Regions from separate parts of the Mus musculus genome. Here all the other regions are linked to region 1. Evidence: chromatin loops called from intact Hi-C (ENCODE). Cell type or tissue: left cerebral cortex. All regions are shown on one strand.

Evidence for each region. A loop is a pair of places that touch in the nucleus more often than their neighbours do. Peaks named below come from ENCODE experiments on the same cell type or tissue, not always from the same donor. Only the 100,000 strongest peaks of a DNase experiment are listed, where the experiment ranks them.
Region 2: it touches region 1 in a loop (4-fold over the local background); 2 of 42 quality-filtered maps call a loop at or near these places.
Region 3: a loop joins it to region 1, with 6 times the contacts of the local background. A loop is called at or near these places in 24 of 42 quality-filtered maps.
Region 4: it touches region 1 in a loop (7-fold over the local background); 24 of 42 quality-filtered maps call a loop at or near these places.
Region 5: a loop joins it to region 1, with 2.5 times the contacts of the local background. A loop is called at or near these places in 5 of 42 quality-filtered maps.
Region 6: it touches region 1 in a loop (8-fold over the local background); 8 of 42 quality-filtered maps call a loop at or near these places.

The regions. Positions count from the first base shown.
Region 1 is chr19:22,913,048-22,918,047 of GRCm38, reverse strand. Trpm3 (transient receptor potential cation channel, subfamily M, member 3) reads right to left here. Exons shown (of 26, transcript NM_001362491.1): 20 at 3,489-3,617. Among named protein-coding and RNA genes, the nearest start is that of Gm52388, 11 kb to the left of the region's middle. In left cerebral cortex, CTCF peaks have their summits at 1,404 and 2,112 (motif pointing left); DNase peaks (open chromatin) are centred at 882, 1,293, 2,033 and 2,802; H3K4me3 peaks cover 980 bases; H3K27ac peaks cover 3,023 bases.
Region 2 is chr19:22,975,433-22,980,432 of GRCm38, reverse strand. It overlaps Trpm3 (transient receptor potential cation channel, subfamily M, member 3), which reads right to left. Exons shown (of 26, transcript NM_001362491.1): 23 at 1,991-2,141; 24 at 1,678-1,877. C330002G04Rik (a long non-coding RNA gene) reads left to right here. Exons shown (of 8, transcript XR_001782629.2): 8 at 1,556-1,686. Among named protein-coding and RNA genes, the nearest start is that of Gm52388, 51 kb to the right of the region's middle. In left cerebral cortex, no CTCF peak of the experiment used is centred here; DNase peaks (open chromatin) are centred at 1,110, 1,737 and 2,809; H3K27ac peaks cover 1,737 bases.
Region 3 is chr19:23,222,988-23,227,987 of GRCm38, reverse strand. The region is part of intron 17 of Smc5 (structural maintenance of chromosomes 5); the gene reads left to right. Among named protein-coding and RNA genes, the nearest start is that of Smc5, 48 kb to the left of the region's middle. In left cerebral cortex, a CTCF peak has its summit at 2,734 (motif pointing right); a DNase peak (open chromatin) is centred at 2,721.
Region 4 is chr19:23,211,905-23,216,904 of GRCm38, reverse strand. It overlaps Smc5 (structural maintenance of chromosomes 5), which reads left to right. Exons shown (of 25, transcript NM_001252684.1): 19 at 1,706-1,750; 20 at 2,165-2,260; 21 at 2,735-2,839; 22 at 3,035-3,154. Among named protein-coding and RNA genes, the nearest start is that of Smc5, 59 kb to the left of the region's middle. In left cerebral cortex, no CTCF peak of the experiment used is centred here; a DNase peak (open chromatin) is centred at 2,396; H3K27ac peaks cover 2,162 bases.
Region 5 is chr19:22,997,666-23,002,665 of GRCm38, reverse strand. C330002G04Rik (a long non-coding RNA gene) reads left to right here. Exons shown (of 8, transcript XR_001782629.2): 6 at 2,144-2,202; 7 at 2,388-3,623. Among named protein-coding and RNA genes, the nearest start is that of Gm52388, 73 kb to the right of the region's middle. In left cerebral cortex, no CTCF peak of the experiment used is centred here; a DNase peak (open chromatin) is centred at 2,128.
Region 6 is chr19:23,054,268-23,059,267 of GRCm38, reverse strand. The region is part of intron 4 of C330002G04Rik (a long non-coding RNA gene); the gene reads left to right. Among named protein-coding and RNA genes, the nearest start is that of C330002G04Rik, 19 kb to the left of the region's middle. In left cerebral cortex, no CTCF peak of the experiment used is centred here; DNase peaks (open chromatin) are centred at 1,320, 1,510, 1,787 and 2,209; H3K4me3 peaks cover 929 bases; H3K27ac peaks cover 3,031 bases.

The sequences.
Region 1 (5,000 bases):
GACATCGTTGGTGATTAGAGTTGTATGTGTAAGCAAAGGACCATCAAACAGCACTTCAGCATGGGTTCCTTTCATTACAGGTAAATTATACTGCATTTCCTAAGCTATCTATCTAGCTAGAGAGATAAAGAGGGAGTTGGTGTGAACCAGGAGTAAATGGCTGAGTTCCTCTTCTGCGCCATCACTGCTAAGCCATCCCTTAACACGGGCCTTAGAATCCTGGGATCTAGTAGACCAGTGGTTCTCAGCCTTCCTGATGCTGTGACCCTTTAATACAGTCCTTCATGTTGTAGTGACCCTCTCAACCATAGCATCATTTTTTGTTGCCACTTCATAACTGCAATTTTGCTACTGCTATGAATCATAATACAAATATCTGCATTTTCTGAGGGTCTTAGGCAACCCCTGTGAAAGGGTCATTCTACCCTCAAGGGGGGGAACAAAACCCACAGGCTGAGAACCACTGCAGTAGAGCATCATGGGAGAGTGGAAAGGGAAGTGAATTTCAGACGACCCAAGAGGTTTCAGACCTAGCTCACTTTTTTCTGGTTGTGGCATACCAAACAATTGCTCAATCTTGTTTCCCAGACCTGTAAACGGGGGTGGGGGGGGTGGGAGGGTGGGTGGTGGGTGGATGTGATGATCATGGCTGCCGCTGCCCTCATAGACTTGTGGGAGAACTGGGTGAGATAATGTCTACTAAGGCTCGCTGTAAACAGTTCCATAGTATTAAGGGCTTACTGTGGCCCGGCTCTGGTGACTACATGCAGAAGTATGCGCTAAAGAGAATGGGAAGGCAGCACATGAAACCACAGCCTTCCTCGTGTTTGCTTGGGAGGCACGGAAGCATGCAAAATTTTCCATCCTTCCAGGATCTAGCATCTGAGTTCCCAAGGGCTTGTGTACCAACCACGAGGAGGCAGGAAGGCCAGTGCTTGTGGGAGTTGTCACCCATTCCATAGTTGAGCCCTTCCTTACAGAGTTCAAAGTAAAGACATGGGGGTAGGGGGAAAGGCGACCTCACCAGTTGCAGAGAAAAAGGTCAGGCACACACACAAAAATGGCCACAACCTCACTTCCCCACATCTTCCTCAGAGACAAGCACTCTTCAGCTGACCCGGTCCTGACCCGGCATCGGAAGCCCCACCCTGCCTGCCGTGACGCGCAGCTTCCTAAGAAATGGATAGCCAGGGCTGGAGGTTGCTGGCCGCCTGCCCACTTGGCAGCTAATCCAGAACAGTCCGCGGAGTACAGGCTGCTCCCTGTCTTCTTCCAGCCTCGTCCTGGACAGACTCCAGTCTCCACACTCCAGTCTTTCCCTCCTCTGCTTGTGATGGGGAAGGAATATGTGGCTGGGTATTGAGTCTCCAGAATACTGGCTGGCATCACAAGGCGGCAGGGCTCCTAGCGGAAGCGGGCTCAGTTCTCAGAGCTACACAAAGTCCCAGGCAAATTTATTTCTGTTTTTTCAGCTTACAAGTCCATGGTACTGTTCAAGAAACGGAAGGCCCTCTGAATGGCAGAACCCAGTGCAGAGAATTGGCCGCACCAACACAGACATCTTCCTACCTTGGTCCCCTAGTCATTTAATCCAGTCTCTAATCAGACTGAGACTTGTACACCACTCTCAAGCTTCTGGGATGGGGGAATGCTAATTAGAATGAAAATAGCACCCAAACAGCTCCAGAGAAAGGTGCTGAATGCAAAGTGTGTGTGTGTGTGTGTGTGTGTGTGTGTGTGTGTGTGTATGTAAATCTCAGTGCAGTTAAGTTTAATAGATAGCACATCTTTCTTCTTTGGAAACCATCCCAGAGATGAAATTCAGTCTGTGAAGCTGTCTGGGTGACGAAGGTGGGCTTGTAGGTTTTAACAACTGGCCCTGCCTCCCTCCGTACCCACCCACTGTAATGAAGAAACCAGGATTGTTCCGGGGCTCCCAGAACCGCAGCCTTGACAGGAACGGTTCCTACTGAAACGGCCCCGCCCACTCACTGCAGCTCCAGGGAACAAGCAGAGGAGTCGCTTCACCTTGCTGTCTTCCTTCCGGGCAGGTTTTCTCTGGTGAGGTTGGAGTTTGTGGAGCGCACTGGGCAGGATTGCTGCGCCCTCTTGTGGACTGTTTCTTGACCACAGAGCTTTTAGAAGCTTGGACTCAAAAGGGCGGCTGGGGTTAGCTATTCTTTTTCTTTTTTCTTTTTTCCTTTTTCTTTTTTCTTTCTTTCTTTTTTTGTTTCTTGTTGTTTTCCTTCTCTCTCTCTTTCTCTCTCTCCTTTTCTCTTCTTTCCTTTCCTTTTCTTTTCTTTTCTTTTCTTTTCTCTTCTCTTCTCTTCTCTTCTTTCTTTCTCTTTAAAACTTAAGTGTTTGGAGCAGTACTAAGTTTGCAGAAGGCACTTTCCATGGTAAGTGTGGATCCCTACAAAGGGTCTTAAGTGGTGGATTGATGTTGACACATTATCACTCAGAGACTACAGTTCACATCAGGGTACACTCTATGGGTTTGAACCTATGTGGAACAATTTGAATCCATCACTAGAAAGGCGTACAAAGAATTTTTGTGCCCTTAGAAGCCCTAGCCTTCACCTACCATCATTCCAAAGTCCTACCCCGGCAACCACCTATCTCACTGGTCCCATAGTGCTCCCCCACAAGTTTCCCCAGAACTTCATGTCTGGAATCATAAAGAATATATCCTGTTCAGATTTTTTTCTTTTTATGATTACACACCTACATTTTCCCATAGCCTCATGACTCATTTCTTTTTTAGCACTGAATAAAATATCCTGTCCATGTGGTTAGCTTTGACTTCAAACATGTCACACAGGGGTGGGCATTTCTTAGGCTGTCTGGTGGTAGGTGAGGAGAGAACTACTACATCCTCAACTTGAAATACCACAACTGTGTGTCCAGCCTCCATGATGCTCCCTAGGGGTGGAAGGCTGGCGGACGATCAGCATGTGCAGGATAGACATCAAGAAGGAACCAACTCAAAAACAAACTGAACAAAAGGATACATGCAGAGGAGTTGTTTCTCCCTGCTCACCGTGTGGGTTCTGGGCATTGAACTCAGGGAACTGTGCTTGATGGCGAGTTGCTGAAATACATTTGGAGAGGTGACACTGGATTGGTGGACAATGCCCAAGGAGATCCCAAGTAAGAGGCTGAGATGGGAGTTAAGAATAGCAAAATTTACAGCGTCATCCTCACAGGGATGAGAAGACAGAGGTGTAAATGATATCGAAGCCCACTGGAGAACTCTTGGAGCAAAAAGCATGTAAGCAGGAAATAGACTTAATTGCTCTAGGATACCTCTCTAGGTTTGACACAGAGGAGAGCAGCAGCCCTTAGCAACTCTCCAGAACACAGTTTGGGGCTTAATTTGGACCCCACGTTCCCCTCTTGGCTCTCCCTCGCCAGAGTCGATGAGCCAACATCTCCCTTCCGTTTTCATTTATTTATTATTTCATTTATTTATTATTTCATTTTGTTACCTCTCTCATCTTCTCTATTCCCAGAGTGAAAATGTAGGAGATGACAATCCATTCCTGAGTGGAAGGCCAGCGCTCCATCTTCACTAACACGATGTAGTTGAAGAGCATCAGGTATCCAATATACGCCAGCTGTAAGGAAATACAATACAGTAAGTAGTCTAACTGCAGAGGCCTGGGAGCGGGGCCCCGGGTGAGCCCGCTGCACTGTGGCAGCACAGAGCAAGGTCAGCAAGCAGGGAACCCATGGCAAAGGAGATGTAGAGTCTTAGATACCAAAAAATATTAGTTTTCTGTGTGCATTCCTGTGGGGCCCGAGGACAGTTCACAGAAGCTGCTCTTTCTATCCACCATGTGGGTTCTGAGGAGCGAACACAGGTCGCTGGGCTGATGGCAAGATTCCTTACCTGCTCAGCCATCTCTGCCCCACGTAGGTTTAAAATAGGCTATCATAGTTAAAATCATTTGGTTTTTGAAGTTAGTTGTGACCCTGATACGTGCCTCTGGGGCCCAACCTTGGAGCTTTCTGTCACTGTGTATGAATCTGTGTGCCTGTCACCAGCTGTTGGGATGTGTGTATGTGTTCATGTGTGTATATCTTCATGTATATGTGTTCATGTGTATGTATGTTCACGTGTTTGTGTTCATGTGTGTGTTCATGTGTATGTATGTTCATGTGTGTGTGTTCATATGTGTGTATGCTCATGTGTATGTGTTCACGTGTGTGTGTGTGTGTGTGTGTGTGTGTGTGTGTGTGTTTTTGTATGTGTTCTGGTGTTCTGACTTAGAAAAGAACCTGTCCTATCAGGGCTGTTCTTGCTTACGTATAGACTTGGCTTTCCATGCTAGGGTGACACTTACTTTCAAATGTTATTAATTTTTAAATTATTGTTGAAAAATTATTTCTAAAACATTACAAATGTATACTTAATCCTCCCCCCCATACCTGCCAGGTAGATTAATGCCCACCAGAAAGAAAGGAAGACAGCGATATACTTATAAGTTGGTCAAACTACAGTGTAAATTGACTAGACGTAATCTCCAGGCTCCACTTCTGCTCTCTCCTGAGTTTATAATGTCTTCCTGGTGTTTATGACCTGCAGTGGTCAGCTTCTTTACCTGTTTTCCACTGTATTGTCATCTTGTCCTACCATGGTTGGAATATTCCAGTTTGCTTTCTGCTTCTTTGAAATAAACCAAGAGAAAATAAAGCAGTTTATGGGAAGGCCTGGGGTGTGTGGCCTGCTGTGTACCAGAGTGGATCAAATCCTCCTGAGGCTCCAGCATCTGGAGTTTGAGTCCTGATGTGACTGGCTGAAATGCTAGTTATGAGTTATACTCCTCAGGGCCAAGGCTTGGAGTCTGTTCCTGAAAGATTCACTGATGTCAACGTGGGAAGGAAGGAATTTGTGGCGCTCTTGCATAAGAAAATTTACCCCAAGGGGAATGGCAGTTGAGCGAAACCTCCTGTAGGCCATGCTCCTAGATGAGCAAGGCCCTGACTGGCCTCAGGGG
Region 2 (5,000 bases), 62 kb before region 1:
GAGTTCCAAGCTAGCCAGGGCTATAAAGTAAGACCCTGCCACATAAACAGGGCACAACAAAAGCAAATCACATAGATGAGGTTGGTGGGGCTTCTTAGACCTTAGACCTATGAAATGGGCTCTGAAGTAGAAATAGGTCTCTGGATGACCTCTGTTGTAATTTGAACACAAAAATCCCCTTCCTTCAGGCTTATGCATTTGAGTAACTGGTCCTCAGAGAGATGGCAGTGCTGTATTAGGATATGTGAGGTCTGTCTGGGTCACTGTGGATAAGTCTTTAAAGTTCATAGCCTGGAGGTAGGAGGAACTGGCTAGCCAGCTCCTTATAATCCTGCTGCTATGGAGACCTATCATTTCCAAGGCCTTCCTTGCCATAATAAACAGAGTATCTGTAAACCATGAACTATGAACACTATCTCTCCTTCTTTAAGTTTCTTTTGTTAGGTATTTGGTTGTGATGATGATGAAAAAATTAATCCCACAGCCCTCTGTCCTGCACTGTATTTCCAGTCATCTTGTACTCTCTAGCTAAGCCAAGTTTTCTACCACTGATGTTCATGCTTTATTGAAATTATCTTGGAGCCCCGAGTTGACCCCCAGCGCAATATTCTTGTAAGGTAGCAATCAAGACAGTCTTCCTTGCCCAGGACTTGACCAGGCGGACACGATTTGAGGACAAAATATCAGGGCACCCCAGCTTTCTGTTTGCCTAAACTTGTGTTTCAGAAGGAAATGACGATAGAATTTCTAGGTCTTTCCAACTGTCTGATTTGAATGTCTAGGACATTGCTTAGTCAGGGAGACCACTAGGAGTTTCAGCTTAAGAGAAACAGTTGACTAAATAACTCCAGTTTTAAGCCATGGGTGTATGGACCATGGACCAGAGGTAGATTCCTGGACCACCATCCCAGAGGCTCGAGTTTGTGGATTTAATGTAGATGTAGACTTGACACATTTGGAATAGGCACAGTAGATTGTCTATAAGTCACTGCACTTCCAGCAATTCTAGAGTTTATGCCCACAGGGCATTTAGGAGCCTGCAGGAGCCAATGGTACTTAATGTGCAGAGATGGATATGTTAAGTCTCCTGCAATGAGTCACACTTTCTTACTCAGTGAGGAACTGTTCCAGCATGGTGTCAGCCAAACTTCCCTTCAGAAACACCAGGCTAGAAGGTGGGTGGTGGGTGGTGGGTGGTGGAGAGGCCACTGTTCTGTGCTTTGAAAGCAAGTTTCATTCTCTTAAAAATAATAAATAAAAAATAAAACAAAATCCCATAGGCACAGTGCTGAAGGCTTAGAAAACATTGAAAATCTGGAATAGTGACAGTCCCAGAAATGAGCATGGAAGAATAAAACTCAGGATACACTGTTTAAAGAATTATATCTAATTTAGCACTTGGTGCATATTAACGTGGCTGATTTTGAGGAAGTGTGTGTGAAGGTGGAGTCAGCACTGTTGGAGAATGCTTTTTCTCTTAACTGGATGTGGTTAAGAAATCTGTCTTCAGCTCATGCTATACTGTCTTCCTTTTATTCTGTATCTTATCATGCAGGTCCCTGTCCCATCCCCTAAAATACGCGTGAGGCAGGAGAACCAAGGAAGGCGTGGATCCTGCCTGACTGCCTATGGGAATTGCTGGGAACTTCCGGCTGCAGGCGCCGGCTTGCAGCTCACTCAGGCCGTAGTCCCTTTCGTCCTGGTCACTCTCATGCTTCCTCCACCGGCAGCACACATGCTGGAAGATCATGGTCATGTGACTGAAGATGATGAGCGGTGGGGGCAGAACCGGCCTCTCGTGGAAAGTCATGATGAGCTGGTACCTCTGAAATTTCCATACTTGGTTGGATATCGACTTGACCTCAAAAAATGTATTGCTGAAACAGACCGGAGAGTCACATGACAAACAAGTATTGACTTTTCGAAGTATTGGCTCCCTCTGCCTGCTGCCCATCCATCCTCCCATATGCCTTAAGGAGTGGCCACTCACTTGAAGACGGCAATAAGGAGGTTGACCAGAAGGATGTTCGCCACCAAGAGGTAGCAGGCCATGATGGCCGGGACAATCCATGCTCCTGTCTTGCATGGGGGCAGCTGGATTGTCTTGCCATCCTCTCGGGTCTCATTCTGTCCACAGGGAGCTAGAGGAAGTGACACAGGTAAAAAATGAGAAACCATGGCTATTTGATTTAAGTTAAAAAGGAAAAAAAAAAGAGAGAGAGCCACAGACATTTAAATGAGGGGTTTAAATGGAAGAAAAATACAGCCACCTCAAACAGCAAAAAGTTTCAAAAAAGCCAAAATAGGAAAATGAGATCTTCATGAATATTCAAAGGGCCACCACTCTTGAGGAGAGGCAGTTCCACCTGTGTCCCCAATCTGTCATCAGACTCAAAGAGGTGTCTAGAGCCACCTGCCTGGTCCCTCAGTCCCTCAACCCCTGGTAGTGGTGAGAGGGCATTTGGTGTTCCTAAAATGTTTGGTGGGGGCTTTTGGAGGAGCCAGAGCCAAAGTCCTACCTCCTGGCAAGTTACTTTCAAAATGTGCTGTAGAGGCCTCCAGCTGACAGCTTGGAGCCAAGCATGGCAGGCTATTGATTAGAAATTAACACCAGGGCAACTGTTAATTGTTGTGAGAAACAAGCCACAGCCTTGGCCAACGATTTGCTGTCTCAGTACAGAAGGAACAGTGCCAGACAGCACCCTGAGAAGCACCCGGAGAGCTTGTCACTCCGTGTCCCTGATGGATGAGAGGATAAAGGGGAATGGAGTAACAGGGATGGACCACAGAGCCCACAGCTACTTGTCTATGAAAAACAAGCCAACCACATTTTCATTCCAAATATGTGCATTTCAGGAACACGACAGAAAACCTAACTCCAGTGACTAAATGGCAAAGGCAGGGGTGTTCGGGGAGAAGTGGAGGTGGGAGGGAGAAGGAAGGTGCTGTGTGGGGTTGGGTGAGCAGAAGTAATATGCTAATGAGGCCAGCTTGGAGTTTCCAGGTAAATGAAAGGGGTTGGGAGGAGTCCTGGATAACAAGAGCCCTGCACAGTGTGGCTCACAGAGCCTGTCTTTGTTACCATTCTATTGCTATGAAGAGACACAGTGATCAAGGCAACATTAAAAAAAAAATTAATTAGGGTCTTGCTTACAAGTTTCACAGGGTTTGTTCATGACCATCATGGTGGGAAGCATAGCAACAGGCAGGCAGGCATGGTGCTGGAGTGTTAGCTGAGAGCTTATGTCTGACTCACAGGCACAGGCAGGGAGGGGAGTGAGACTGGGCCTAGTGTTGACTTTTGAAACCTCAAAGCCCACCCTCCAGTGACATACCTCCTCCAACGTGGCCACATCTACTACTCAAAGAAGGCCACACTTGCTAAACTTTTCTAAACAGTTCCACCATCTGGGAACCAAACATTCAATATATGAGGCTATAGGGACCAGTCTCATTCTAATCATTACAGAGCTAGATGTTGCTTGTAGGTAGGGGCAAGCAGTAGGTGAGCTAGCCCTTCCTTCCCATCTGCTTTACATTGGCCTTTGAACAGGTTGACTTTATGTCTGTCTTCTAGCAGTGGGTAAGAGCACCTCAAGAGAGCTCAGCCCTTCCCATAGGGTGCTGCTGAGAATCTCGCAGGAGGGTTTGCATGAGGACCCAGGGTCTACAAAGTTTGAGCAGGACAGCAAGGGGACCTGCTTTTCTCCAGAACTCCTTCTGCCTGGCACTGTACTCTGCAGAAGTTCGCACCCAGCAGCCTGAAATACTACTAACATCCAGCTCTCACCAAGACCACTGAACCAGAAGACCCATGATGTTGTCGGTACAGTGTTCTCGTTGTAACCTTCCTTGTCAGTTGGTCTCGTGGTTGAGTAACTGAACTTTTAATTAGGTTGCAAAATCCACATGATTTTTTTTTTTAAATGTAAAACATACCTTTGCAGCCATCAAGGGTTTTACTAGCAGTGGGCTAGCAAGTCCCTGATTTTATGGCCAGGATTAGATGACCAAGGCACGCTCTTTGTCTCTGTATGGCAGATAAGTGGATGTGGGAATGGGGTGTATCTTGCTCCTGACGTAACTGGGTATTACTGAGCATCCAAGACAGCCTTGTAAGATGGTCTTGGAAGGGAATGCACTGACAGGTGATGTTTAAACTCTCCAGGTGGCTCTCCAGGGCTGCCCCTTCTTACTTCTCCCTATGGACACAACCTGGACCAAGTTTCTTGTAGTTCTTAGAGGCCAGTCTCCCTTTTGCTTCCTGATTCTGAGCCACATTGTTTCTGTTGCTTCCATTAGACTGGTGGTCAACCTAATCCCACTCTCAAGCTTGACCTATGGTGTGTGTCTTCTCTTCCACGCATGCCTAGCAGTCTACTTTCTAACCACCGCCCCCCCACCCCCGCCGGAATGGGGCTGGTCATATCCTTATGTTCCCGACACTCCTGTTGTTTGTCTTGGGACTCTCACATTCCTGCCACTGCCCAGCTACTTGTCTGTACCATACATGAGATGCCCAATGGAGCATCATTCTTCAAGGTTACCCTCCCTCCTCTTGGCTCAGCATGTTTGCATGCACATGAAAACAGTAGGCATTTGTTGACTGAGTAAACAAAAGATGCTTCCTTGAGCATCCGTGCTCTTGGTCTTAGCTTGGTTTAGTCAGATGGTATAGGTGTCAGGCCAGTCTGAGGAACGTCATCTAGATCAGTGGTTCTCAACCATCTTACTGCTGTGACCCTTTAATACAGTTCCTCATGCTGTGGTGACCCCCAACCATAAGATTATTTCATTGCTACTCCATAACTGTAATCTTGCTACTGTTATGAATCATAATGTAAATCTCTGATAGGCAGGATGTCTGATATGCGGCACCCCCAAAGGGGTCTCGACTCACATGTTGAGAATAGCTGTTCTAGATTCCACAGCAAGTGCGGCTGAAATGACTTAGATGTTCCTCGTGACAGTGATAATGATAATAAAAGTGAATCATTAAG
Region 3 (5,000 bases), 310 kb before region 1:
AATCTCTCAAACCTGGGAAAAGGTAGAAGGAGAAAGCTGACTTAGTGTGGCCACACCTGTGCTCTTAGGCACAGGAGTAATCGTTATTAATAAAATAAAACAGTATTTTGTAAACGAGGAAGCAATACTTGAAGGCTATAAGAGTGGATAGATGAATAATCACTACAGTTTAACCTTAACTTTAATATTTCACAGTAGATGATAAAGTTGTGTGGGGAAAGAAGTATGAAATAATACACAAACTTAATCCTAAAGATGTCAAGGTGATGCTGGCAGTTAATTTTTATTTTTGTTTTTGTTGTTACTTAGTATTTTAATCTCTAAATTACTTTCTCAAGAATAGAAGAACACTTGGTATTCTAAACATCCATGGAAGACCTGTGCAGTAACAAAACTAAACTTGAGAAATCCCTATTGATGTCTTACAGTCCTGTTTTGATGGTAATCACATGCAGTTAGTATCAAACTGAACAGTTTATAAGAAATGTCCCAGTAGACGGCTCTTTCTTAACACACTGGCTTTTTTAAGTTCAAGGATCCTAGGCCATCTGTACTTGTGACCATCTTCTACAAAACCCTGGTTTCCCATGGACCCTTCATGGTTAGTAGTTTAATAAAAAAAACACGGACCTCTGAACAACACACAGAGCACTCGGAGAGAATCCTAAACAGGTTCTGTGCTCTTTTCATGAGGAAGTGTGTATGTCACTCTCCTGATGTGCTTACCAGCCAAGAAGCTCCACCACGCTGCAGGGCTTCTACTGAATGTCTAGTACATGAGCATGATTGCACCATTAGTCCTGGAGTGCACTCAGTAACCAGACCTCGTCTTAAGTTTGGGGAGGCGTGGTGATGTTCTATGATTCAAAACTTTATAACTATACAATCAGTCCTCTGCCATTGCCCACTGATGACTTCTTCACCCATTTAATTCTAACTTCTCCCCTTAAAATAAACTCAGATGTGATCCAAGGAATTCTTTTCTTTCTTTCTTTCTTCCTTTCTTTCTTCCTTCCTTCCTTTCTTTCTTTCTTTCTTTCTTTCTTTCTTTCTTTCTTTCTTTCTTTCTTTCTTTCTTTCTTTCTTTCTTTTTTTCTCGAGACAGGGTTTTTCTGTATCGCCCTGGCTGTCCTGAAACTCACTTTGTAGACCAGGCTGGCCTCAAACTCAGAAATCCGCCTGCCTTTGCCTCCCAAGTGCTGGGATTAAAGGCGTGCGCCACCACCGCCCAGCAAAGATTTATTTATTTATTATATGTAAGTACACTGTAGCTGTCTTCAGACACTCCAGAGGAGGGTGTCAGATCTCGCTACGGGTGGTTGTGAGCCACCACGTGGTTGCTGGGAATTTAACTCAGGTCCTTTGGAAGAGCAGTCAGTGCTCTTAACCGCTGAGACATCTCTCCAGCCCCCCTAAGGAATTCTTGAATAAAAAAAAATCTCTTGGTATTGATTTTCAAAGTTAATCTTCATTTCCACCTGAGAACTCGAGAATACAATTTGGCAACATAAGTCTGTAGGAATTTTAAAACAAACAGCCAGCAGGGTTTCTTCTCTGAAGAGATGCTCAGCAGTCCACTATGAAAAGAGCTGAAACGGAGAGAGACTGTGAAAGAAATCCTACCAATAATGGACTAGACAACAGTCTAGTGATGCTTTCATTGTCTACACTTAAGAATCTTAAACTCCTTTGAAAAACAAAACTTACTGAAAAGAGTAAGAACTACATCATACATGTGCTAACTGTGGCTATAAGTCTAATATATAGCTAAATTCTCTGAAAAGGAATGAAAGTTGCAAAAAAATGGCATATATTTGCTGATTGTCTTTTAGATATATTCAGTATTATTATATGAATTGATACTTTCAGACATGGAAATAAGGATTTTTTTTTTTACTATTACTTACTGTAAGGAGCCAACAGATAATCTTTCTCCCGAGAAGCTATAGGAGGTATGAATATCATGTAAGGTACTTGTAAGAAGAGAGGGGTGAAGAGCGGGGGCTACTACAACTCAGGAGTAGATGTTTGTTTACCAATACAGAACACAGAATGAAGACCAGGCAGATTTGTGACTGTAATCCCAGCACTTAGGAGGCTGAGGCTGGAAGATCATTTGAGCTTAAGAGTTTGAGACCAGCATAGGCAGCATGGACCCCATCTCAAATAAATAGCAAAATAGCAATCAGATTATTAACTTAAATGTCTATAATTTCTTGACTACATTTTTTAAAGTAAATTCTAACATCTTTGAGTTAGAAGCATTGCTTTACAGAAAAAAAAATTATTCCAAAAAAAAGATTGATTCTAAACAATTCTAAAAAATTTCAAAGAGAATCTTTGCCTGTTTTCAGTAATTAAGCTGTTATAATATCTGTGATGTTCTTTTTGTAAACGTGAGGAAATAAATGATGTCATTAGGAGTTTTAGCCTAAAAGAAAACAGCTTCAGTATAAAATAAAGATGTGGATTAATACAAACCTTGAAGAGTTTGAGTTGGAAATGACCAAAATAACTTCATGATCTATTTTCTCTAACTGGGGCTGAGAGGGCGAGCCCAGCATGGTGGCTCATGGCTTTAATGCCCACGCTGGGAGTAGGGGGGGGGGCGCAAGGGGGTCAGTTTGAGGACACCTGTCCTTAAAGAGCAGCAAGTGCTCTTAACCAAAGAGTCAGTATTTCCATCTGGGATCCCCAAATACTGGAAAGTGTGTAGCACTCTTCTTCCACAAGAGGGCCTTCCAGGAAAAGGTTGTTCTTGTTCAATATTAGTCAAGCTATTTCTGTACCACTTTTAAGACAATTCAGCGTTCCAGAGAAAGAATTTTAGATAAAAGGTGATAATTGTCTCTTTAAGATATATACTTAAGGAAATTTTTTTTCTGAACTACTAATTGAAGATGTTTTCTATATTTTGCTGTTCTTTTGTGCCAAACAGATACATTATTCTCTATACTCAGTTAACTATTTAAGACCAGAAATCCTAATAAAGCCTTTTGATTAATCTTCTATAAATATATATTCCTTTTTTCCCCTGTGTTACACTAACAAGGATCAACAAGAATTGTGGCTTAAAGTGGTCAGGGGCTCCTTTCTTACTTAACTACCATGGAACTTAGTGTCTGGCTATTTCCTCTCTCCCCGTATTTTTTGTTATTTTTGAATAAAAATTTTGAGAATTTTATGTATGAATGCACTGTATTTACATAGATTCTACTCCCTTTCCAACTTCTTTAGTATTCCCCAATTCCCTTTCAAGTTCATTGCTTCATTTTTTTATAATTATATGTTATATAAATATATACACCCACACACACATATGCATGTTTGTGTATGGTCTGTGTGTACATAACACCTACCGAGTACATTTAGTGATGTACATAAAATTAGGAATGATGGCCGGGCATGGTGGCGCACGCCTTTAATCCCAGCACTCAGGAGGCAGAGGCAGGCGGATTTCTGAGTTCTAGGCCAGCCTGGTCTACAAAGTGAGTTCCATGACAGCCAGGGCTATACAGAGAAACCCTCTCGAAAAACAAAAACAAACAAACAAAAAAAATTAGGACTGACCACTTGAGATTGGAGAACCTATAAGATGGTTCTCGCCCTTCAGCAGCCATTGCTTAGGTGCTTGCCTTCATCTGGGTGTGGAGCCTTGTTCATTTTTCCCATCCTCTTTGGCATGTAGAATCAAATATATTTTTGAGATTTTTTGTGGCTATAGCATCCTTCTCACATCTCAGTACCTCAGAGTAAGCATGCTAGTCTTCTGGTTCTAAAAGTATTCCCTCTCCATCTTCTGCAGCTGAGGTCTAAGGGTTGTGTTATAGATGTGCTGATAGTTATAGTCTGTGCATTCCTGATTCACTTACTCTACATCTTATCAAATCATCCATCTGTGTAGAAGCCTCCAGCTTGCTGCAAAAAGAACCTTTTTAAATGAAGGCTAAGAGCTGCTCTAGAATACAGTTAGAAGTTACATTGGCTTAGAAGAATGACAGTCGTACTCTCTCCTCTGGGGTCTGTAACATCTCCAGCTATAGGTAGTTGGCTAGGCTTACACTACCAGTCCATGGCTGTTGTCATCCCAAGGATACAAAGTATCATCACCACACCTCTGGGGATGTCTCGCCCATCACTGTGTGCTTCACACACTTAGCAACTAGGTAGGTCTTCTGAATACTTTTCTCCCTGGCAGCATACACAGCTCCTTCCCATAATATGAGAGCTAATCTTCAAAGAGGATACTTTAAGAATTCTTCCAAGTCCTGTGTCCAAAATTTAAAGTTCTGGGAGGCAAAGACATTGACAGTCATCCAGTGTTGTTTGAGGGTCTCCTAGACACCCCTTTTCCAACAACTCAAGGGAGATTTGCTTGCCTGACCCTGGATATTTATATTAGTTAGGTAGTCTTTTAAGGAACATTATCGCTCAGTGTGACATAATTCCACATGAAGCACACACACAGGTTATATTTGCATGAAGTTTATAAAACAATGTTTCCGTATGGTTTGTTTTTTAAAAATTATTTTGTAAGACAGGCAATGGGGCACACACTTTTAATTCCAGCAATCAGGAGGCAGAGGCAGGCGGATTTCTGAGTTTGAGGCCAGCCTGGTCTACAGAGCGAGTTTCAGGACAGCTAGAACTACACCGAGAGAAAAAAAGTACTTTATGTATGTATTTGAATGCCTGGATACATGTATGTGTACTATGTATGCCTCTCAGCCACGCTGTGGGTGGTGGGAACAACCCAGGTTACTCTACACCGAGCTCTGGGATCCCCCAGGCGCAGCACAATGTACAGCATTTGCCTTTCTAGGGTTGATCGACTTCACTTAGTATAGTTACTAGTATAGTCTGTCCATTTACCTACAGGGTTATTTTTTTTTTGGTTTTGGGGGTTTTTATGGCTGAATAGAATTTATTATCCAGAAGTTACAGAGACAAAGTTCGGAGCAGAGACTGAAGGCATGACCATTCAGAAACTGCCCCACTTG
Region 4 (5,000 bases), 300 kb before region 1:
CAGCGTGGTGGTGGCAGCACATGCCTTTAGTCTCAGAACTCAGGAGGCAGGGGGAGATAGATTTCCAAGTTTGAGGCCAGTCTGATCTACATAGTTTGTTCTAGGACAGCCAAGGTCATAACAGAGAAACGGTGTTTTAAAAAAAAAAATTAAAGCCGTGGTGGCGCACGCCTTTGATCCCAGCACTCGGGAGGCAGAGGCAGGCGGATTTCTGAGTTCGAGGCCAGCCTGGTCTACAAAGAGAGCTCCAGGACAGCCAGGGCTATACAGAGAAACCCTGTCTCAGAAAACAAACAAACAAAAAATTAAATTCCAAGCAAAGAAGAAGGCATAGTTTGGATTAATATGACCTTATAGAATTGCATATGCCAGCAGGATTTTGATGAAGGGACCCTGGTATAGCTGTCTCATATGAGGCTATGCCAGTGCCTGGCAAATACAGAAGTGGGTGCTTACAGTCATCTATAAGATGGAACACAGGGCCCCCAATGGAGAAGCTAGAGAAAGCACCCAAAGAGCTGAAGGGGTCTGCAACCCTATAGGTGGAACAACAATATGAACTAACCAGTACCCCCAGAGTTCGTGTCTTTAGCTGCATATGTAGCAGAAGATGGCCTAGTCGCCCATCATTGGGAAGAGAGGCCTCTTGGTCTTGCAAACTTTATATTCCCCAGTACAGGGGAACGCCAGGGCTAAGAAGCGGGAGTGGGTTGGTAGGGGAGCAGTGCTGGGGGGAGGGTATAGCAGACTTTCGGGATAGCATTTGAAATTTGAAATGTATATAAAGAAAATATCTAATTTTTTAAAAAAAAGAATATACAAAGAGTTTGGGTCCCCACAGCCGCCTTTAATATTCAGAGATTAGGCAGGCATTCCACCACTACTCTGAAGCCCTTACCCTGGGCTCTCCTATCTTTAAAATAGAATCCATTGGAGGATCTTAAACACAAGAATACTGCTATTAAAATCACTTTGTAGATGAATACTCTTAGCTGCTCTATGGAGAATAACTAAGGGTCATTATTTTTGACCAGGGAAGAGATTAATATAGTAGCACAAAGGGATGAGGGAGGAAGAAATTTTACTTCAGTGATAGACATGACAGGGGTAAGAGAGAACTCCTAAATGTTTGCCGGAACAAACTGTCAAGCTAATTATTAATGAGAAATCGGTTTGCTTACAGTGGTGGGGAAGCTGAATGAAGTAGAAATTATGTTTCAATATAATAAACCTAGTATGCCTGTTAGAATCTGGTGAAGATGCCAAGTAAGTGTTGGAACATAAGCTCACACTTCGGCATACACGGCACGGATGTAGCACGTGTACATCTAAATACCTAGAGGCCTTGGCAGAGATTACACTGAGTTCCAAAGGGTTAAAAAAGATACAAATCAAGGTTATCCAGTTGATACATATAACTCATCAGAACCTTTTTTCAGGCTCCCAATTCATGCATACCTTTTACTATAAGGGCTCTACAGGTTATGCTAGGCACAAAAGTGTACTGCATGCCTCTCCTTGTAGGAAAGTGTCTACCCTAGTGAGTCTCTGTGGCATAAGTTCAGAAGATAGTCTTGATGGAGTTCTGTCTCAGTGATTGAGTTATAAGGATGCTTTTGTAGGTCTTCATAAGTACAGTATAAAGCTCTAACTTCTTGCTCTCTTTCAATGCCCCACATATTCTGGACCCATTCTACCAATTCAGCAAGTACCCACCATTCCAAATGGACACAGCTCCTCACCCCCCATGGTATGCAGTACTCATTCTTCTTTCCAAATTGTTATCTCCTTTTTGCGTTGCTTTTCCCTAGCCATTGCTTTCAGACCCAGAGATAAATCGTGGGCCTTTGAACTCTTTTAATTCTCATGTAGCATAAACTGACCCTTCATTATTTTGTATTCCAAAGCCGATGTGATGTGTACTGCTTATTTTAGATTCAACATCAATACATTGCCTTAAGGGACTATCCAACATGTATACATCTTTTCTTTTAAAGTGTAAGCTTTTTAAAGAGAAAATGCCCTCTTTATGATTCTTTTGTATTGCTATATGCTAGCATGCTATTAATCAGATAGTAGATATGTAGCAAATTACTTCCTTTTAACTGTTCTAATAAAACTTCACTATTCCATTTTTAATGATGTATTTTTTCTTCTTCTTTAGGCTTTTCAAGATCTCCCAAACACATTGGATGAAATCGATGCATTATTAACTGAAGAAAGGTCAAGAGCTTCGTGCTTCACAGGACTGAATCCTTCGGTAGTACGCCTCGTTCTCAGTTTCCATCCCACAGTTCTTATCCTGCTGTCTTCCTCAGTGCATACGTGCACAAGCACATGCCTGTGTGCACCCCTGTGAGCCTGCACACACACACAGTTCTTTCCAGTACTTGCCTCCCACGCTGTACTGGAGCTCTGGGTAATAATAAGCTAGGCAGCAGGAACAATGCCTTAAATGCCAGATTCTGAATCTATTAGAATTCTAAATAGAGTCTTCCTAAGGAACACAGTGTTCCTTGCCTTTTCTTTATAAAAAGAGTAGCTGCGTTAACTTGAAGTACAGCAGTGTGCATTTTTTTCAAGGATTGAAAAGTAACATTTTCAGTATTCAGTAGTATAAATCATGTACAAATAAGCAGCACAGTGGCATTTTTAGCCAGTAGTTTAATTGATGCAAATTTTTATATAATTTTATCCTTTGATAAATTTTTCTTAAAGAATTTTTTTCGACCAGGTGGTTGAGGAGTACTCAAAAAGAGAAGTAGAAATACAGCAGTTGACCGAAGAACTGCAGGGGAAGAAAGTTGAACTAGATGAATACAGGGAAAACATTTCGCAGGTAATTTTTATCCTTATTTGTTTGCCATGAATGGGATGAGCGTACAAATTATACAAAATAAATTTTATTCTCCTGAGACGAAAAGTGTTTTTCTAACCAAATTAACTCTGCTATAGACTGTGTTGTGTGTGAAGTCTTATATCAGAGTGGATAGTACTGCTTTCAGTGTCGTTTTGTTTTGCCTCTTACTTGTAGGTGAAAGAAAGGTGGCTGAACCCCTTAAAGGAGCTAGTAGAAAAAATTAATGAGAAATTCAGCAACTTTTTTAGTTCCATGCAGTGTGCTGGTGAAGTTGATCTTCATACAGAAAATGAGGTAATTGCGTTTGGGATGTAGTTTATGACCAGCAATTTTAATTATGTGCAAGGAGTACATATAAATTTGTTTCCTTTGGAATTATACATGATATTTTTGTTTACTGAAAAATTATGAAAAGGAGGAAAGAGATCACCTGTGGGTTTCTAGCATTAGATTTGCTTGGTTTGGGGCTGGGGGTGGTGTTTATAGAAGTGGCTAATGCCTTGCTATTTTTCAGCCAGTGTGAGGGAAGATTATTCAGCTGTGTTGAATGAATACAGTGCTTTATAAATCTACCATTCTCAACTTAAGAGCCATAAACAAAGTAGCAGATGGTTGAGTTTGTTTTTTGTGTTGGGTGGTGTTTTCTAAGTTTTTGAACTTGCAGTATAGGCAAAGATGACATTGAACTCCCCTGACGATCTTGCTTCTACCTACCTCACTTCCACTACCATGCTCAGTGTTCTTAGTTTCCTCTTTATCACAAATTTAGAAGAAAGTAGGTAATATGCTAATTCCTTGAACTACAGCTTTATGCATTGCTATTTTGAATAAAACAAATTTTTCATTGAGAAAAATTATATAAAGAAGGGCTGGAAATACGATGACGTGATCATGTATGCTTAGGTACATGGGTCCCTGGCTTCAGTTCCCAGCACTATAGGCGAGGCGGGTGAGTGAAGGAAGAAGAAATGCCTGGATTTCCTGAATATAATTGGGAAAGTGGAATCAGGAGGGTAGGACTGTAAGTGACAAAAGGCTAGCCATCTTTTGATCTTAATTAAAAGTTTTTGTTGGTATACTGAGGTAATTTATTCTCATTTCCATGTGTCAAAATGTTTCCAAGGTGAAATATCTTAAAAATTTTAGATTTTGGCAAATGTTCGAGTTTTCATTCTTTTACATATAAAACAGAATAGCACCATTTTGTCCTTTGAGGAGTTTTGCCTCACAAGGTCCTTCTGCTTCATGTGAAGTATACCTGTGAAATACCATTTTATTATAAGTCCTAGGTTTGAGGCTTTAGACCCTTCCGTAGCAGTTTACACACAATCCATGCCTGCCCGTAACTAAGAAATGTATGGATAATACTTCAGTTCCGAGATGCTTCCTTTCCTAAAGTTATCTTGTTTGATCTCTTCAGATCATCTTTTTGGTTTGGGGTTTGGGTTTGGTTTTTTGAAACAGGGTTTCTCTGTGTAGCCCTGACCGTTGTAGAACTCACTTTGTAGACCAAGCTGGCTTCAAACTCATGAAAATCCACCTGCCTCTGCCTCCCAAGTGCTTCCCAAGGATTAAAGGCATTCCTCACCCTCACCCCACCCCACCTCCAACCGTTTAATCTCTTATAACTGTGCTATAAAGCAGGAACTTAAATCTACCCTACTTAAAAAAACAACAAACTGAGACTTATGGTAATTTTACTGAATGTCACATTGCTGTCAAGAGGCAAAAAAATAAAATCAGACTCCTTATCTAATCCCAGACAGAGCCTAAACTCTTAGATAAGTTTGCTTACTGGGAACATCATTCCTGCTCAAACAGGATGTTTATCAGTAGCTTGAGTCAGTGTGGGGCATAAATGTGGCCAAATAGACTAGGTGAGGCCTGTGTCACAGAAATCCCATCCATTATAATTATATCCTTTGCGTGGGGCTCTTCCTTCTTCTTGTACTGTTCTTAACAGTCTGTTTTCAGTGCACTGCTATAGAAAAGCCTCTCTTCCCTTTCAGTGTGTTCTTCCAGACCTTCCCTCTTTTCAACCTTGTCCTGTGTCCCCGCTCTGTCTGGCCTCCCTGTGTCTCCTCAGTAGTGGGTCCAGAACTGGCTTCTTTAACCAGAGCCTTCAGTGAGATGGGAGAAG
Region 5 (5,000 bases), 85 kb before region 1:
GGGAAGAACCTATTGGGTCCCTAGGCTACTTGGCCTACAAGGTGGAATGGCTATGAGTTGTGTGGCTTGCTGCTCTCGATACCCAGCTTCTCAGTCAGCATATCCAGCTGTCAGCTGCTCATGAGGACTTGGTGACATGGCGGCCTTCCATGGAGACCCTCTATAGCTTCTTCCCGTGACCAAGTAAGTTCTCTTGATATGCCTGAAACACCCCATAGGAACAACTGTTGTGTTTTTCACTTTGTCTGCTGGTATCAGACTAGAGGCTCACAGGAGATTTAATCAGACATATCACACAGGGAGGACTACCTCGATGACTAAAGCCCTTTTGGCCCTGGTCAAGCTCAGATCAAATTTCAAGTTGAAGGTCTCATGGACCTTTGACTTCAGTCTCTCGTCATCTTGTCACTGTTTGGGTCAAGGACTGTCATCGTTTGTTTGCTTGTTCAATTCATCCCCCATCTGACTTGGTTTCATTCATAGTTTATTTGCTTAGTTATTCATCTTTGGGAAAAAGTGGATGGGCTCACACTGATGAAACACAACTGCACTCTGTCTTTGGGGTCAAATGTGAAATGTAAGGCCTTGGTGTCATCTTCAGCTTTCCCCTTTTTACTGGTTAGCATCTCCCCTCGCTCCGTGTTGAGCATCCAGAAGATCCATCCATATTTAGCACACAGTGCAGCCCTTTCAGCTCCACAGTGAGCCTCACCTGCTCCCCACACCGACTTTCTCTATGATTTGCCCTTTTGGGTCATCTTGAGCTCTAGCCTGGATCTGATTTCCTGGATTTGTTTCTCTTTACTTACCGCACATCGTGGTGTGCTCCAGCTCCGTGAGTCCCACGTTGCTTTCCAGAGTCTACTGCATCTGTATGCTTTCATGACTTTTTCAAAAAACACCCCAGGTTATGCCTTTTTTTCTCGAATCTTCCCCTTACCCTGAGATCCCATCCATTCTTCACAGTTGAGATATTTGAATATAAATCTCACCCTTCCTGAGAAACCCACCCAGTTTCCTCTAGTTTGGCTTTGTAGCCATTTGCAATTTGAATGTATGTTAAAAGCATACTTGACACTCAAGGGGACTTTGTCTATATAATTTATTTATGGTGCTTGGCAAAGTCTGGTTTATATAGTGACATGTGTTAATGCTGCTCAGTGGGGAATTTGCCAAGGGCCTGAACTGAATCCATATCCTCTGGAAGAACAACCAATGCTCTTAACTGTTGAGGCATCTCTCCAGCCTCAATATGGTATATTCTCTCTCTTTTTTGAAAAGATCTCTCTCTTTTTTGAAAAGATTCATTTTATTTATATGAGTACACTGTAGCTATCTTCAGACACATCAGAAGAGGACATTGGATCCCATTACAGATGGTTGTGAGCCACCATGTGGATGGTGGGAATTGAACTCAGGACCTCTGGAAGAGCAGCCAGTACTCTTAACCACTGAGCCATCTCTCTAGCCCAATACCATATATTCTTAACAAAACTCAGGACTGAGGCAGGAGGGTCGTGAGTTTGAGGCCAACCTGGGCTAGAACATATCACAAAGACAAAAAGTAAGTTTCCTGAGCTGCACTATACAGCTTCATTTTTAATAATGCCAAGTGTCAGGTGGCGATGTGTTCATTCCCAGCTGCTGCTTTGAGAAATCATCGTGATGTTCTCTTACCATTTTCCAGGCCATACATTCAGAAACCAAAAACCAAGATGGCAGCGGGTCTGATTCTTTCCGGGGATTCTCGGGGAAGAAGCTAGACCTTTTGTTTCCCTGCTGCCAGAGGCCTCCCCACACTCCTTGGCTTCAGATCCTCCCCCAGTTTGCTTCAATTGTCCCTGGTCCGCTGATTCTGACTCCTTTCCTTCCAATCAGATCCACCTGAATAGTCCAAGCTCATTTCCCCACCTCAGGATATTTACCTTGGCAAAATAAGCTAATAACCAAAAGTTCTGGGAGTCAGGACTTGGGGACATTATCCAGGGTCCCAACAGAAGTATTTATTTTGAGGATGCTGGTATGTTTTTAGAGTCTAAGTGTGAGATTTTATAGCTACATCTCAGGAAGAATCTAGAATCTTTTTGGTTCCTACATCTGCTCCTGGCTTCAAGACTATATTTCTCTCTCTTGTTCTTGGCAGACTGGTTCCCTCTGCAACCCAGCCAACATGCAGGAACATGACTACTGACAAACCCAAGGGTATGGGCTGTACTTTTATTATCTAGCTTGCCTCTTTGTACCATCTCTAGTCCAAATTCCCAAGAGAAGAACTGATCAACACTTTTATTATGGCTACTACTCACTCTCATTATTATTATTGTCTTTTGATCTCATAATGTAACCCAAACCGGCCTTGAACAATTTTCCTGCCCCTTCTTTCCAAGGGCTGGGATCACAGGTGTGTACCACCTTGGCTAACTGACTGGCACTCCTAGACCATCAATACCCTCCGTCCAAGAATGCAGCCAAAAGTATAGCTTCAGCCGGATCATAGAGCTCCACGGCACCAGTGCTACTGGAAAGCAGGCATTCTGGGTATAGTTTATTGGGCGTGTACTGAAGTATCGTCTCTACAGGTAAAGACTTAGTTCACCAGGAAGTTGAGAAGGCGCTGTTTCAGATAGAGGATAATGGCGCTCAGGGTTTGTCAGACAGTAGGCATGTATTGAATTGAGTTGTGAATATCCCTTTTACTTTTGCCTGGAAAGGAGTCACTCAACAAGTTCTCCCGCACCTCCCTACTTCTACCCTGTCCCCTGCCACATGCCACATGCTCTGTCTAGAATTCTTTAGCTACTTTCTTCCTGTCGCAGGATAAAGTCAAGACTCTAGCCTGGCTTGGTGTACAGAATGATGAATCTCCTTTCTTCTCCCCGGGTCAGAGAATAATAACTCCACCATCATAGACTGTGTGAATTGAAGGAAACATTGTCCCCAGCAGCGCCTCTCAGTGGCGAGTCCTTTGCACAGGGCAGTGTGGCTCCTACTGATCCCCAGGTTTTTGTGTCAGTGTTTCTTCAGCTAGAGACTTGTTTTACCTGGGACTCTAGCCTTGGGAATACCTGATTCTATCCTGTCATCTTTAGTCCTTCCTACGTATTCCTCCTGTTAGGCTGGGGGTGGGGTGGGGTTGTTCTTTCTTCTTAATTCTAAAGACTTTTGAGTCGTGCTCTACTCAGAGTCCCAGAGTTGGTTATGAAGTCCAATCTCCTACCCGGATGTGGGAAGCCATCCCCGCGCTGTCTTCCCGGGGGCCATTAGCTTCTACTTGAGTGCTGTGAATGCTGATGAGCCATACTTAGGATGCTTGTTCCCATTTTTCAACAGCTCTAATTAAATAATGAAAACATGCAATTATCTTTTTAGCCATGAGTGTCTTGCCTTTTTAATAAAAATTTCAGTTCTTTCACAAGAACAAAGTAACTGCTCGAAAGGCATTGATTATATTTATGCCTTAAATGATAATTTCATGACATTAGTAGCTGAACTACTTTTCCCATTTCCTTCTAACTATACCATTTGCTGGAGGAGATGGCTTGCATCAGAAGGCTTGCGATTATGGGATGACATCTAGAGTGGACTTTAGCACAAAGTCAATAAAGAAAACCGTGACAACTGAGGTTGGTGTCTCTTGGTATGTCACCCAACTTTGCTCAGGTAACTCTCTCTCTCTCTCTCTCTCCCTCTCTCTCTCCCTCTCCCTCTCCCTCTCCCTGTCCCTCTCCCTCTCCCTCTCCCTCTCCCTCTCCCTCTCCCTCTCCCTCTCCCTCTCCCTCTCCCTCTCCCTCTCCCTCTCCCTGTCCCTCTCCCTCTCCCTCTCTCTCTTTCTCTCTGAGGCAGAGTCTCTTGATGTAATCCTGGCTGTGCCAGAACTGGCTATATAGACCAGGCTGGCCTTGAACTCACAGAGACTCACCTGCCTCTGCTTCCAGAGTGCTGGGATTAAGGTGTGAGCCACCGTGCCTAGCTTTAGGTCACATTTGGTTCCTCTTACACATTTGACTTTTCAAAAGGAAAAGCCATATTGTAAAACTTTTATTATTTTTTGAGGTCTTTCCCCAGTCTTCTCATGACTTATACATAAGTATATCCATATCTGTATGTCTGGTTTGAATTTTACAGAAGTTGGGATCAAACCATATTGTCTCCTCTTAATTAATCTTTTTTGTTGTGGGTGAGAAACTTGGGAATGAACGCAGAGTCTTGTACATACTAGTCAAGGGGTCTGTCACTGAGCCTACTATTCTGTCACACACCTAACACCTATTGTTATTGTTATTACTACCACTACTATGGTGGTTTTTATTTTTATGTATTTTAAGATTAGTCATCACTGTATCTCTGGCTGCTAGGAGCACTCTCTGTAGACCCAGTTAGCCTTGAACTCACAGAGGTCTACCTACTTCTGCCTTCTGAGTGCTGGGATAAAGGCATGTGCCGCCACGTCTGGGATCATTTGTTAAGACAAGGTCTGACAGTTGCCCAAGCTGGCCTCATACTTGTGGCAATGGTTCTGCCTTAGCCTCCCAAGTTCTGGCATTACTGGTGTGAGCCACTACAGTGGAATTTATTTGTAGTTTTAAAACAGGGTCTTACTAAATCACTTAGGTTGGCCTTACTATATAGCTCCTTTAAAAGTTATTGTTTTTATGTATGACATATGTGAGAATATGGCTAACTACATGCCCTGGGACATGTGTGGAGGTCAGAGGCATGCTTTCAGGGTTGGTTCTCTTCTTTTGCTTGTAAATGGATCCTGGGAATTGACCTGAGGTTGTTGAGCTTGTGAAAAGTCTACTGAGCTGTCTTAATGTCTCTGTATTGTTTTTTTTTTAAAAGACAATATAATTATCTACTTTGATGTGAAGATGTAAGGATTTAAATGTTTTAATAACTTCATGTTTAAAATAACCGATTTATTGTTTTTCCTTTTGGTTAACACATACATTGTTTTCGTTTGGTTCTTGAATTCTTATTCCCTTACCTTAAAAGACACG
Region 6 (5,000 bases), 140 kb before region 1:
ACAATGTATAGTCTTTGGCTTGAGTTGTCTCTTCAGGTTGTCTCTCAGAGCTGGGCTAATAGGTCATTTATGAGGGTGAGGGGTGGTGGGATACCATCTCTCTTTAAAGATCAAGGTCAATGCAGCTACGCTTGTAGGTTCATTCAAGTTCTCCTCTATCTACCAGATTTAGCATTGATTTCACTTGCTCAGGTTACTTTACTGGGTTCTCCAGCATAGAAATAATCCATTCTCCTCCTCTTTCTCTTCCTCCTCCTCCTCTTCTTCCTCTTCCTCCTCTTCCCCCTCCTCTTCCTCCTCCTCCATAGCCTTTGCAAGTGTTGGGATTACAGGTGTGGTTCACCATACCCAGAGAGGCTTGTGAATCTTTATTAGTCTTCTGTTCTAGTGAGAACTGGTTTACAGATGGACACACAGCCATGACTGCCGTCCCCCAGAGGCCATCTTCCTCCTACCTCCCCGGGTAGCAGTGCATGGTAATATGTCCAGGCCCTGGAGGTTCTTTGTATCGTAATTTCTCCAGTGTTGGCAGGAGCTCCGGGTCTGAAGTGAGAAAAGGGTGTTTACATTCTGCAAGTACAATCTCAAGAATGCTTTGTTTCAGGGTTGCTCCAGCTAAGCCCCAGCTCCCTGGCAGGCCAAGCACCTCCTTTGTCTCTGGAATAGGCTGCCACTGCCTTAGAAATCAGTCTTGGAAGATGGATGAGAGACTAGACTGAGCATAACAAGAAGGCCCACTTTGAGAAGGCATTTGATTCTTGCCCCAGGTACTGCTGCCTGGATCAGACACCCTTGCTCCAGAAAGAGGGGGACACTTCACCAGGACAAGGCTCAGCAGCTCAGCACAGACGTGGAGGCAGGCGAGGCTGCTCAACAACCACTTGCTAAGTCAAAACACTGAAAATATGTGGGTGAGAAAACAGTTCAGAGGACACAGTAGTGATGTTCTTAATCAACATCTAAGAAAGAGCTCTCACTGACCCGCACTTACACTCATAACAACCATGGTTACTATTTACTTAATTAGGCACATTCTGTTTCCTTGGACCCCATAAGAGGCAAATTCAGCAAACAGGTGGCTTTTCCCCAGTTAAATAACTGAGCACTCTCCGGCAACAGCACCAAGTCTGAGGCGCTTGCCCGATGTCCCAAGGACAGTAAGTAAATCAGGAGGCAAGACCATCCTGCACAGAAAGCCCTTTGTTCTTCTCCCTGCCCTTCAACCCGCTGTTCTCTTTTTCCTGCAACGGGGCAGGACTGGGTTTCCTTGAAAGGAGGCATCGAGAGGCCCAGCCTACAACCAACCCCCTGCGGGGAGATTTGGGCATTTTGTGTCACCCCCTATCTTTTACAACAGGCATGGGAAGATTCCTGGTAGGCAACCATGTGGTCTGCCTGCAGAGCTTTGGAAAACACCTACATGAATTCAGGTCCTTACCAGCAGCTCAGACTGCTTACCTCTCTTCCTAACTCCCCCTCCCCCACCTATGGTCACACAGCTCTCCTCTTCCTTTCTGTTCCCCTCGGTCCTCTAGTTTGGAAGACAGGCTTCCGTTTTGCTAAAAAATTTTGTTTCAGGTACTCTTTTATGAACAGGCCCATGCACAAAATAAGCATCGGATAAATATGTGTCGAATTGTTCGCTAAATTCTAGACAAAAGATGAAAAGGCTTCGTATCTGGTAGGTGGAAAAGTTTGGGGGCGGGTGCAGAGTGGAGCCCCGGCAATGGTCTTGACTGTTCGTTCCCTTTGGTCTTCTGTCCTCTTTCCCTGCCCCCGCCTCCTCTTAGCGCAGGCGCGGCCTCCGTAGCATATTTAGTATTACCGCTGTCATCTGAGGCACGGAAACATCCAAACAGATTGAAAAGCTCCAATCGATGCCAAAGTAGAAGTGTGCACACAGGGGCTAGTTTCCTTGGAAGTGCTTCAGTTGTAATTAAACTCTAAAGACAAATATGCTAACAACTCCCTTGACCTTCCAGTGAGAAACAGCAGAACTGAACTTCCAGGACCAGAAAGGCATCTCTGGGGTGGGGGTGGGGGTGGGGGTGGGGGGAGGGTGCGGGGGCACACACGTGTGCCCACTTTTGCGGTCACTGTCCGCAGATGGCTTCTGGGCCCACACGTTCAAACGCTGGGCTGGGCTGGGGGGTGGCGGTGGTGCCTGCTGCTGCCGGGCTGCGCTGCGGCTGAGATCATTCTGTTGATCTCGTTTTACACAACGCAGCCCGGCACAGGCTGAGTACAGAATGTTCCCTTCTGTGAACCGAGCTTGAACCCTTCCAGCCCACTTTGTTTGAGGAACCACACAGACACAGAGGGAAAAGACAGGGCAGATAACCCCCAAATCGTTGAAATCACGGTGTTCTTTGGGATTTGGGCTTAGGCCATTTGCTTTTCACTGCCTAACGTGAAACCCCCCCCCCCCCCCAAACCTTGCTTTCCCGGAAGAGTGAAATGCCTGTAATGTCCTTCCTCCTAGACAGAACTTGGCACCAACTTTGGAAATTATAAAGTCTGTCACTGTCTCTCTTTAATTTATTTTTCTCCTCTTAGGCATTCAAAGAACAGCAGTGAAAGTTAGTTTCCTATAAAGGAAAGATGAGGTCCCTGGTGCTTGGGGCTTCTCCATGGGTTGTTATAAATTGTGTTCTTGGACTTGTTGCTATGGGTTGGAGATGTATGTGATGGGGAAGGCTTTGGGCCAGTGGCTTCTATACAAATGAGCAATGAGAAGAGGCCTGAGTGTGGAAGGTGGCTCACTGTTCCTCTACTGAACAATAGTCACCTTGTTTCAGGGCTAAGTGTGCAGTTTGAGGTCACAAATGGCTTGCGGGCTGTAGGCTGATCTCGGGGTGAAACTTCAGTAGATTAGATGGTGCTATTCAGTGTAGTAGTTTTCCACTTGATCTTAGCCAAAAGGCTGAGAAGCGATTGTAGTGGTTTTTCTACTCACTAAGAATAATGGTAATAGTAATGACAATACATTTGAAGAGAGGAGATTCTACTGTTACCTAAGCTGCTTAATGGTCCATACTTCCCCTCTCATCTGACCAGGAAGCTGAGATCGTAGGTGCCCAGTGACATTCTAGGCTCCTGCTGCTGATAATAATAACAATAAGGACAGCAATTCTTAGCATTGTTATGGTTTATTGAGACAGGGTCTTACTATGTAGCTCAGGCTAGCCCTTTGGTCTGAGATTCTCCTGCCTTGGCCTCCTGAATGTGAGGATTTCAGGCATGCACCACTACATCTGGCCACAATAGCGGTTTTTGCTAGGAGTAGGTTCCTTCCTCTGCACTTGCATTTACAAAAAATAGGCAAATCACACAGCTTTGTGTGAGACATGGGTTTGGATTTTCCTTTTCTTTTGAGAGTTTGTGTTATACTGGGTGGATTGTATTCTAGGCTCATTGGTGAAAGGGTTATAGGTGTGTCATATATACTGGCTGTCTATGAGGATCTTGCTGCTATTCCAATGACACAAATTCTTCCTTTGAATTCACAGTTGTGTCACCTCCTGATTTGGGGCTTCTAAAGTTTGTTTTTTGCTCATGGTTGTCAAGGACATTTAATTTTAATTTTCTATCTATCTATCTATCTATCTATCTATCTATCTATCTATCTATCTATCTAGTTTGTAGCTTTGACTGTCCTGGAATGGAATGTGTAGACTAGGCTGGTCTTGAACTCACAGAAACCAACTTCCTATGCTTCCCAAGTGCTAGGAATAAAGGTATATGCTATCACAACTGGTCTATTTATTTGTTTACGTATTAACACAAGATTTCACCACATATGTAGCCCAAGCTTGCCTCTGACTTGAGACACCCCCCCCCCCCCCCGGCTTTGAGAGCTGAGACAACAGGTGCTTGCTTACTGTCACACAGGTGCTTACTGTCACACTTCATTGTTAAGAAGGTTTCTACATGAATACCTTTGCTTCTGAGATGGTTTCAGTTCCAAGAGATTCTCTGATTTTTTTTTAAGTCATGTGTCACAATGCTATCAGAATATTGGCTAAAGAGTTTATTTATTTTACAATCTTCTCTTGAAATCTGGCTGTGTCTAAATGAGGGACAAGAGTTGAAGAATTGTGAGATGAACAAGGCCTGCTTACTTCCTCAAAGATCTTACTATCCAGTAGGAGAAGTCGAAACATACATGATGTGGAATATCATGAACACACACACATCTATACAGCTGAGGATGTTGACAGACCCTCAGAAGTAATAAACTGTTCATAGAGGATGTCAGGGGCTAGGTGAAAATTTCCATTTGAGGAGGTCGAGGCAAGAGCTGGTGGTGAAAGGGAAAAATTATGAGAACAGGTGGTATGTGTGATGAAAAGAGTCGTACAGAGCAGCGGATCAAGTAGAGTCATCCAGGAAGTAGTATGCAGTTCTTGTCCTGACTGGTGGAGGCTGATGTGTGTAGGAAGAAGTTAAAAAAAAATTAGATTTCATGTAGATGAGGAATACCCACTTCTCCATCTTGTGCCTTTACTAACTTTTCCTGCTAAGTTTGTACAAAACCCCAGGCTGCCTGATAGCATTCCAAGCGGTCAGGATGAATTGTTGGGACTGGCGCTGACTCATTGTCAGTCCTGGCTTGAGTCTGCTTTCTCATGTGTTGTTGTTGTTTTTCTCCTTCTGCCAAGTTCCCATGAGCCCTAGGCTGGTGTTGAACTCCATATGCAGCTGAAGATGATCTTGAACTCTCTTGAACTCCTGACCGTTCTGCCTCCAACTCCCAACTGCAGGCATGCACTACCTCCTCTGGTTTATCTCTCCTTCCCCTTGAGCCCAGGGCTTCGTGCACAAATAGTCAAGCACAAATAATTCCCTCCCTCCTCCTTCTCTCCCTCCCTCCCCCTCCCTCTTTCCATCCCTTTCTCCCTCCTTCCCTTCCTCCTATCATCCCTCCTATCCTCCCTCCCTCCTTCTCTCCCTCCTTCTCTCCATTCTTCTATCCTTTCTCCCCTCTCTTCTCTTCTCTT